Regions from separate parts of the Homo sapiens genome. Here region 1 is linked to region 2. A link is a loop called in an ENCODE intact Hi-C map of the cell type or tissue named here. Cell type or tissue: OCI-LY7. All regions are shown on one strand. Links, peaks and the distances in the headings refer to the core of each region. The heading gives the core; the rest is flanking DNA. Region 1 has its middle 36 kb from the start of ASNS. Region 2 overlaps LOC105375416 (a long non-coding RNA gene).

Region 1 (5,392 bases), core at 322-5,321, 340 kb after region 2:
ACTGAGGAATTAGCAAGCAAACAATAAGACAAATGGCTAATAACATAAAAAACCATATTCGACCTCATTAGTAATCAGGTATAAACAATATACATTTAAACAACAATTAAATATAAATATATTTATATGTTTTACCTACAGTGAAAATATATTTAAATGAAAACACTCAGTATTGGTGAGGATTCACAGAAGTACAAGAATAGGGACAAAATTGATGTTGCCCTTATGAAGGAAATTTAGACATAGCTAGCAAAGCCTTAAAATTTTAAAAGTCATTTAATCCATCAACCCCAACTTTGGCAATTTAGACTAGGAATGTAATTGTGGTTGCAGGCAAAAAATTGGCTACAATATTGTTCACTGAATCTCTTTTTCTTATTTTGTGGGTATATAGTAGGTGTATGTATTTATGGAGTATATAAGATATTTTGATACAGGCATATGATGCATAACTAAATCAGGATAAATGGAAGTGTCCATCATCTCAAGCATGAATCCTTTCTTTCTGTTATAAACAATCCAGTTATACTCTTAGTTAATTTGAAATGTACAATAGGTTATTTTTGACTGTAGTCACCCTGTTGTGCTATTAAATACTAGATCTTATTCATTCTGACTATATGTTCATAGTCATGAATCATTATTTTTTGTAGTAAAAGAGTAGATACACGTATATTTTCAAGAATAGGAAAATTTAATGAATAAACTATGGTATATCTAGAAAATAAAATATTATGAAATTAAAATAATGCCTTTGAAAAGTATTTAGGGACATGGAAAAATGATCTTAGTATATCATTAATGGGGAAACGCAAGGCTCCACACCCATGGAGATTGGTCCCAGGATCCCAGTGGATATCAAAATTCAAGGTTGCTCAAGTCCCGGATATAAACTAGCATAGTATTTGCATCTAACCTACACGCAATCTCTCAGATACATCAGATCTTCTCTAAATTACTCATAATACCTAATACATTGCAATCGCTATGTAAGTAGTTGTTATACTACATTGGTTTTTATTTGTATTACTTTCTATTGTACTGTAAAAATTTTTTCCAAACATTTTTGATCTGTGGTTGGTTGAACTCATGAATGCAGAATGGCAGACACAGAGGGCCCACTGTTTGTAAAATATGACCTTTTTATAAAACTTATATATGCATGTGTTTATATAATCAGAGAGAGGGGGCTATATTTGTCTTGTAGAGAAAATCTTGTTCTTCTTTGCAAACTCAAAACCTGGCATGGTGCCTGGAACAGAGTATGTACTAAGAGTATACCAAGTCAATCACATGTATAAATAAATTGGTAATAAAGGACATTCCCTAAAATGCTATTGGTTATTGAGGCTGAGATTAATTATGTTTTTCTTTCTTCTCTTTGTTTATATTTATTTCGGGGGTTTTATACAATGAGCATGGATTACTTCTGTGATTTCAAAAAAAAGTGTAAGTCCTATGGAAAGCTTTAATTTGGTTGGAAGGAAATTTGTGGATCTTAACGGGAAGGATTTCAGTCATGCTACAGCAAGTGTGCCTCTATTGGTCATGACCAACACTTTCTTAGCCATAATTTGAGCTAATTTAAAAGCCTACTCACCTGCTGGGGTTTTTCTCCCATAGAGAAGTGATTCCAGGCCACCTGTGGTGGCTCATGCCTGTAATCCCAGCATTTTGGGAGGCCAAAGCAGGAGGATAGCTTGAGCCCAGGGGTTCAAGACAAGCCTGGGGAACATAGGGGAACCCTGTCTCTATAAAAAAAAAAAAAAAAATAAGATAATTAGCCAGGCACGGTGGTGCATGTCTGTGGTCCCAGCTACTCAGGAGGCTGAGGTGGGAGAATCGCTGGAGCCCTGGATGGAGGTCGAGGCTGCAGTGAGCCGTGATCACACCACTGCACTCCAGCCTGGATGACAGAGGGAGGTACTGTCTCAAAAACAAACAAAAAAGAAGAAAATTGAGTCCCCCATAGACTTCAGAAGTAAGATAAGACAATAAACTTCTGAATCATCCCACCTTACACACGAAGCAGGGACAGAGTAACTGGGAAGAAGAGCCCCTGGGGACACCTTGGAGAACAAGATTCTAGTGCCAATTGACAAGTGACTCAGATGGTGAAAGCATTATAGACAACGACATTAGGCTCTGATTTTCTCTTTCATTTTCGCGTTTGCTTTAATTCTTATTTGAAGCAATGTGTGTATCTTACTTCAACTAACGACAATGTTTTAATTTGAGGGGCAGTTTAGTCGCTTTAAGACTAACATTTCTGGCTCCATCACATCCCTTGTGTAGAAGGCAGTGGCCTACTACAACAAATAAGCAAGAGTGCCACCTCGTGGCAGCTCACTTAATATACACATGGTTCCTGAGCGCTGGAAGAAATTTAAGAAAAAGTTGAAAAGAGGTAATAATATTGCAGAGATTGGCCTAACATGCCTCAACAGCTTCAGTGCCCTGAATTGCAAAGGTTTCCTTCTACCTAGGATTTTAGCTTTCAGAAATGTGACAGTTTTGGTCAGCATAGAAAAAATATCAACCTGAATTGCCGTTATCTCTACCGTAAATTACTAAACACGAGGCTCTTCTGGAGATGAACTACTGATCTCTGATAACATCGTTTATAACATAACCAAAATTATCTGACTTTGGGGAGCTATTGTCCTCTCCTCATCACTTATTCTGTTATTTAATGAACATTTATTGAACACCTTTATTTTCCAGGAACTGCACTAGACTTTGGGAACATAAACATGAGAAAGATACATTCTCCAGCTGGTGAAAAGCTCATACACTCTGTTAAGTAAAATTTCTAGAAGGCCATTGGTTTGAACTAAGCTCCCTGCACTAGGCCCCAACAGATCAAACCAAAATGGAGTAACCCATGCTAAAGTTCCATATCACCAAATTGAAACTAAGTTGTTAATCTGACCTTCTGAGAAATTAAAAGAGAAAAAGAAATAATAGCCAAACCCCAAACAGGCCAGTTTTAGCCAATATGATCAGAAAGTCCCCTCTGCTTTAACCCTTACAAGGAAGGTAACCTGCTGTTAACCAATCTGCTTTTTGTATTATGCTGTTTCCTTGTTCCTGCTCAAGCTTTTAAAAACTGACTCTTCCATCACGCCCAACAGAGCACCACTCTGTTTCTTAGATGAGATGCTACCTGACTCATGAATCACAAATAAAAGCCAATTTGATCATTTAACTAAACTTGTTGCAATTTTGTCTCTTGACATTTATCATGAGATACTATGCTGAATCATCTATTGTCAACTGCGCATCACCATCATCCCTTTTAAGGTCTTCTCCCACAATCCATTTACCTAGGACACGGAGTTTCCCATAGAAGTCACTCAAGATGTGGAAGACAGAAGAAATAGAGAAGTTTTATTCTCTAGAGGCAACTGCATCCTGACTGAAGAAAATGAGAGGCTCAGAGTGGCTCCCTGGTGAGCTCTTGAGAACCCATCTGTGTTGCTGCTGCACCGTGAGACGCTGGGGGACCTCTTAGAGATTCCTAAGACTTGCAGCAGCTTGCTGTTAAGTTCCTGAGAACCCGCTGCCCTGTTGCCTCAGGATAAGATCTCCAGTGTCCGCTTCCTTCCCGCTGGCTTGCCTGGTCTTCACTACTCCCCAGCCTTTCCAATAGTCAAGCAAGCCCCTAATTCCTAATAACAAACCCTTTCTGCCCCCAAAACACGGAGTGCCTTCTGTTTTCCTGACCAATCCTGACTGACTCAGACACGTAGCTAGATAATTCATATAGCTAGATAATTCTACAACATTGCTATAGTGTCATGAAAATCAGACTACATCAGATTTTATGAGAGCTGAGTGGCAGGAAAGTATCCCAGCTGTAGATGATTGAAGGAGGCTTCCCAGAGAAACCGGCATCTAAGGTAAGTCTCACAGATTAACAGAAATTATCTAGGTGCAAAGAAAGATTCAGAAACTAAGGTATTTAGAAAATAAGTTAGGTTTTAGAAGGGCTGGATAACCAAAAATAAAACTGTATTTAAAGGGGAAAACACACAAGACTAAAAAAGTTGCCAGACTTACAATTAGCATGTTGATGAAGAATAAAACAACAGTTTTCTTGCATGATTACCATTCCTGTAAAGCTCATTACACATTTGTAGAAATCAGTCTGGCAAAATGCAGTAATGCTGTTGGTGCTTCTTCCACCCCAAACCCTTACCAGATAGGTACACCAAGTTCGCCAGCTGCTGTGAATGATAGCCACTAATGGCTCACAACTGCAGCCTTCTCTGAAGAATTGCTATTCACCTGGAAGTTTCCGGAAGACTCTGACTTCCTCCAAAGGCATTCACAGGTGAGGGCTGACATACAGGCCTGCAAAACCTGGCCCCCTCATCCTAAGGTGATGCCAACTTTGGTATGCCATTCAAACTCGGTGGGAGCAGGCTAAGGCTGAACTACAGCAGAAACTTCATCTTTGCTTAACTTTTCCTCTGTCCTATTTTCTGCTTTCCTCACTTCTTTTTTTATTCTTTTGGTCTTTTGGTTTTTTTGAGACGGAGTCTCCCTCTGTCGCCCAGGCTGAAGTGCAGTGGCGCAGTCTCGGCTCACTGCAACCTCTGCCTCCCAGGTTCAAGTGATTCTTATGCCTCAGCCTCTCCAAGTAGCTGGGAATTACAGGCATGCACCACCACACCCGGCAAATTTTTTTGTATTTTTATTAGAGACGGGGTTTTGCCATGTTGGCCAGACTGGTCTCAAACTCCTGACCTCAGGTGATCTGCCCGCCTCGGCCTCCCAAAGTGCTGGGATTACAGGCATGAGCCACCGCAACCGGCCTGCTTTCCTCACTTCTTGATGTGTGGCAGAAACTGCAGACAGTCTGGAATTGCCTGAGCATGCAAACAAAGCATGGTGAGTTATGAGCTGGAGAGATAGGCATTTAGCCTAATAATGTAAGGACTTCTTGTAAGCTGTATGAAGGGAGTGTGAACTTTATCTATGAGTACTATGATCTTCCAACATTTGTCCACACCATCAGTAAAAAATTTAGAGCATGATATATATTTAATTATTAATGTACTGACATGCCATACATTTTGTAAATGATGTACAAAAATAGAAATTTTAAAGGAAAAAATGAAAAATAGAAGTTCAGCTTCCCCTGTATTTCAACAGATTACCTTGCACCCTGCCTTAGGTGACATGCACCACTGTGGGGACCATAGGGGCAGAGAGGAAGGTTGGTCAGCTCTTTATTCCAGACCTATGATCCCATTAGGCTTCTTGTCTTTAAACCAATAGTATGGATCTGCATTTTTTTTGCTGGGATGGGTCTCTAATGCCTGCTCTTGTGGAGAGACAGAGTAGAGATTTCAGGTAATCTATTTCCTCTGTTGATGGGCATCTT
Region 2 (5,392 bases), core at 170-5,169:
TCGGCCTTCAATATTGCTACGGACATATATATATGTATATATGCACATATACACATATAGCTATATATATATCTGTATGTATATGTGTGTGTATATCCATATGGCTATAAATGCCATACATATATATATATAGCTGTATGTATATGTGTGTATATCCATATGGCTATAATGCCATATGGCTATATGGATATACACACATGTGTATACATACATATACACACATATGCATGTATATATGTATATTTACACACACATATGTAATAGTTTTTTCCCCCTGAATGTGATTTAATTGTTGTCATTACTCTGATGCTTGTCTCTAGTTTGGCCAGAGCTGGCCCCTTCAAGCCAACTGCTGTGTCCTTTTCATAATATCATGTTAGACTTTGGTTACTTTCTTGCTTCCTGGCACAAATTTTTCCAAGCTCACCTATTTTCTCTGCCTCAGACCTAGAATCATGGAAACTAAAAGGACAAAAAGTGACAATTATCTTATAGAAAGAAATTTACTACAAAAACACAAACTATTTTTGTCCTTATACTGAGTATGGTATAAAATACTTGAGGAAAGTAGGCTTAAAACTGCTTAATAAAAAATTTATATTGAGAAATAAATCTTTACATTTGTATTGAGAAATAAATCTGTACATCAGAAATAAATCTGTACATTTACAGTGAACTCATCCTTGACAAAAGTACCAAAAAACATACATTGTGGAAAAGACACTCTCTTCTATAAATAGTGCTGGGAAAACTGGATCTCTATATGCCAAAGAAAGAAACTAGACCCTATCTCTGGCCATTTACAAAAACAAAATAAAAATGGATTAAAGACTTAAACCTATGACCTGAAACTGTGAAACTACTAGAGGAGCATTGGAAAAACACTGTAGGATATTGGTCTTGGCAAAGATTTCTTGAATAAGATCTCAAAAGCATAGTCAACCAATGCAAAAATGGACAAATGAGATTAGATGAAGCTAAAAAAAAAATATGCACAGCAAAGGAAACAACAAAGTGAAGAGGCAATCTATAGAATGCAAGAAAACATTTGCAAGCTACCCATCTGGCATGAGATTAATAACAAGAATATATAAAAAGTACAAATAACTTAGGAAAAAAATAATCTGTTTTTAAAATGGGCAAAAGATCTGAATAGACATTTCTCAAAAGAAGACATACAAATGGCCAACAGGTATATGAAAAAATGCTCATCATCACTAATCAGAGAAATGCAAATTAAAACTACAATGAGATAGCATCTCACCCCAGTTAAAATGGCTTTTATGCAAAAGACAGACAATAACAAATACTGGCGAGGATGTAGAGAAAGGGGAGACCTTGTACACTATTGGTGTGAATGTAAATTAGTACAATTGCTAGGGAGAACAGTCCAAAAAACTAAAAATAGAACTACCATATGGGCTAGCAATCTCACTACTGGGTATATATCTAAAAGAAAGGAAATCAGTATATCAAAGAGATGTCTTCACTATCATGTATATTGCAGCACTATTCACAGTAGCCTAAATAAGGAATCAACCTAAATGTCTGATATGGTTTAGATGTGTCCCCACCCAAATCTCATCAACAATTGTAATCCAAATTGTAATCCACATGTGTTGAGGGAAAGACCTGGTGGGAGGTGATTGGATCATGGGGGCGGTTTTCACCATGCTGTTCTCATGAAAGTGAGTTCTCATGAGATCCCATAGTGTTATAAGAGGCAGTTTCCCCTGCTCTCTCTCACCTTCTGCCATTAAGACATACTTGATTCCCCTTTGCTTTCCACCATGATTGTAAGTTTCCTGAGGCCTCCTAGCCATGCTTCCTGTTAAGCCTGCAGAACTGTGAGTCAATTAAACCTCTTTCCTTTTTAAATTACCCAGTCTCAGGTAGTATTTTTAATAGCAGTATGAAATGGACTAATACAATGTCCATCAGTGAATTGATAAAGAAAATGTGGTACATACATACATTAATCATCCATAAAAAGAATGAAATCCTGTTATTTGCAACAACATGGATATAACTAAAAGACACTGTGTTAAGTGAAATAAGCTAGACACGGAAAGATAAATATTGCATGCTCTCACTAATATGTAAGAGCTAAAAAACAATTGAACTCATGGAGATGGAGAGCAGAATGATGGTACCAGAGGGGTACCATGAGAAGGGGAGCCGGGAGGTTGGGGTAAAGAGTAGATGGTTAATGGGTACAAAAATACAGTTAGATTTTAAAAGGAGTAAGATTTAGTGTTCTGTAGCACAGTAAGGTGACTATAGTTAATAATTTCTTATGTATTTCAAAATAACTAAAAGAGTGAAATTGGAATGTTCCTAACACAAAGAAATAAGTGTTGAGGTGACAGATACTTCAATTACCCTGATTTGATCATTATGCATTATATGCTTGTATCAAAATATCTCATGTACACCATAAATATGTGTAAATATGATATATCGAAAATAATTAAACACTTAAAAAAATTTAAAGAAATCATTGAAACACCAGAAAAATGGCTCAATAACAGATGGACAATGTGAAATTGAATGAAACTCTGGCTCCACAAAGTTTGCATAAAACTTAAAGTTTCCCTCAAATACTTATTTGAAATCAGTAGCAAACTTGAAAGTGCATCAGAATCATTGGAAGAGCTTGTTAAATAGATTGCTGAGCCCCACCTCCAGGCTTCTCATCCAGTAGGTTTGAGTTGGGGCCTGAGAATTTGCATTTCTAACAAGTTCATAGGTGTTGTTGATGCTGCTGGTCTGGGAATCTTTGAGAACTATATGTTACAGAAGTTATCCCATTTGATTCTTTTGTTTTTCCCTGATATGTCCTTTCCCTGATGTGTAGTCTGTACATCACTGAATTTCAGTCATATTATTCCTAGTACCTACATACTTGTCTGGATAATTATATATTTGTGAGCAGGGAAAACCAGATTGGGGAGGGTGGTGGATTGGGGTAAGAAGCTGGGATTTGTTCATCTGCTGGCCATCAGGGGGAGTGCTGGTCAAGTTTTCTGCTAGAATCCTCTTAGAAGTTGTTAGCTCTTTCTAGGACTCTACATTATTCTTCTCTAATAGGTCCTCACCATCCACTAAATAAATGCGGTAAAAAAGCTTCTATCTTGAAAAAGAAACCACCTCTGGCCCCACATGATTTTGTTCTTTTTTTTCTCCTTTATAGCAAAATAGCTAGAAATATTTGACTTCCTGTCTTCACTTCCGGACTTCCCTTCCCATCTCTACCTTCTCTTGCACTGGGTCACCACCACCTCCATGTCGCCAACTCTATGGCTCATTCCTGGTTATCATCTTACTTGCCCTCCCAGCAGCGTTTGATATGAGTGATTTCCACCCTCATATGTTTCTCTTCTTTGCTTGCTCTCCTCCCCTTCTAACTTCTTGTTTGCTGCATCCATCTCCTTCAGTGCTCCGAAATACCCTAGTTTCTGATATGGAATATCTACTGTTCTCCATGTATATGAACTTCCAGGTGATCTCATCTGGCTTTAAATATCATTGCCATACCACACCATGAATACAATTTGATGATGGCTTCCCCACCCCACCTACTCTCTACTCTTGGCCTAATCTGCCTGATGTGTTATTTACAATCTGATGTACCTAGCATCTCTGCAAAATGCACCTTAATTCTTGTCTAAACTTCTACAGTCTCTCTGACAACTCTTGTATTCCTTCCTCCTGACTTCTCTTTAAAACTCAATAATGAAATATCTTTTTACTTGTATCTTTTCATTTCTTTCCTTCACAAGTGACCCTGTGACTGAATACTTTATTTTTATCTTTTTTTTTTTTTTTAGATGGATGGAGTCTAAACTCACTCTGTCACCCAGGCTGGAGTGCAGTGGCGCTATCTCTGCTCACTGCAACCTCTGCCTCCCAAGTTCAAGGGATTCTCCTGCCTCAGCCTCCCAAGTGGCTAGGATTACAGAAATGCACCACCACGGCCGGCTAATTTTTGTCTTTTTAGCAGAGGTGGGGTTTCACCATGTTGGCCAGGCTGGTCTCAAACTCCTGACCTCAAGTGATCCACCCGCCTCAGACTCCCAAATTGCTGGGATCACAGGCGTGAGCCACTGTGCCCAGCCTGTGACGGAATACTTTAATTTATCCACATGCCTAAGCACATTTTCTATAATTACTCCCAGTTCTTCTCATTGCTTATTCTCTAAATCTCTTTGAGATAAACCATATATAACAAAGAACATAATTTTGTATGGAGTGAAGATAATTTTTAAATATGAAGCAAACAGCAATAAGAGAATCTCTTTAGCAATAAAAAGAATTTCTATGTGTATATACATATGCATTTGTATGTATATATAAATATATGTGTGTGTATATATACATTTGAAAGCCAGAATAGTCAATGCAGTCTTCACTTTGAAAGATTTTTATCCTAAAATTTGAGAGTCCAGGTTTGATGCTTTAAAACTCAATTCGATATGCCTCTTTTAAAAGATTCATCTTTTTACATAAAACTGGGATTATGTATATGTGCATGAAAAATGAATGAACATCAAAGTCTATTCAAAATGTTCAAAGTAAGAGCTTTTTCAGATTACACTCATAGAAGTTTCTAGGCTTTATAGTTCCATTGAGGCTCTAGATAAATTATCTTAATTGAATCTAAGTTTGTAGCATTGATCCACACACACTGGCCTGCAGTGACACTAGTGAAATTTTCTATGTGAAATCAGTCAAGAAATATTTGCCAAATATCCTTTGGTCAGTGTGCAACTGCAGCGATTAAGGGACCCATTTGTTTTTCTTCCTTATTGTAGATGCCATGGCCAATCCCTGGTCTCTGAGAAATGAGGCAGGTCATAAGGCAAAGTGGGCACCAGGTCTATGTCCTGGTGGATTTCAGGAACTGACCAGGTGAAGGCAATGGGATGAAGGAGAAAGGACACAGGGATTTGAGACAGAGATGGTCCATCTCTCTCACTTACTAGCTGGGTTATCTCAAAGATTTTATTTAACTCCCTTGAACTTCACCTGTAAAATAGGAAAATTAAGATTTCATAAGTTGTATAAAAATGGAATGTGAAATTATATAACAGCACTTTGTAAAGGGCTATATCCACATTCATATCTGCATCAAGCCATACATTCGTTCGCCTACCTTTCTAGAGTCACCTAATTTCCACCCACTTCTGTAATAGAGAGTGCACTCTTAAGTTTCATATGTGAAGTTCATATATTGTAAGTGTAAAAATATTCAAGTAATAGCTACTCTAAACTTTTCTTAAGGTGACATGTTTTCCTAGCATGTCATCTTTGTCCTGATTTCTTTATTTACTTCATTTCTGGCCAAAATCACATAAAAGCTAACAATTTTTCCTTATGCCATAGATTAGGA

The links. Peaks named below come from ENCODE experiments on the same cell type or tissue, not always from the same donor. Only the 100,000 strongest peaks of a DNase experiment are listed, where the experiment ranks them.
Region 1: a loop joins it to region 2, with 2.7 times the contacts of the local background. A loop is called at or near these places in 43 of 110 quality-filtered maps.

Annotation. Positions count from the first base shown.
Region 1 is chr7:97,833,410-97,838,801 of GRCh38, forward strand. No RefSeq gene overlaps it. Among named protein-coding and RNA genes, the nearest start is that of ASNS, 36 kb to the right of the region's middle. In OCI-LY7, for the core only: CTCF peaks have their summits at 2,343 (motif pointing left) and 2,542; a DNase peak (open chromatin) is centred at 2,312.
Region 2 is chr7:97,496,410-97,501,801 of GRCh38, forward strand. All of the region lies in intron 2 of LOC105375416 (a long non-coding RNA gene), which reads right to left. Among named protein-coding and RNA genes, the nearest start is that of TAC1, 230 kb to the right of the region's middle. In OCI-LY7, for the core only: a CTCF peak has its summit at 3,010; a DNase peak (open chromatin) is centred at 3,012.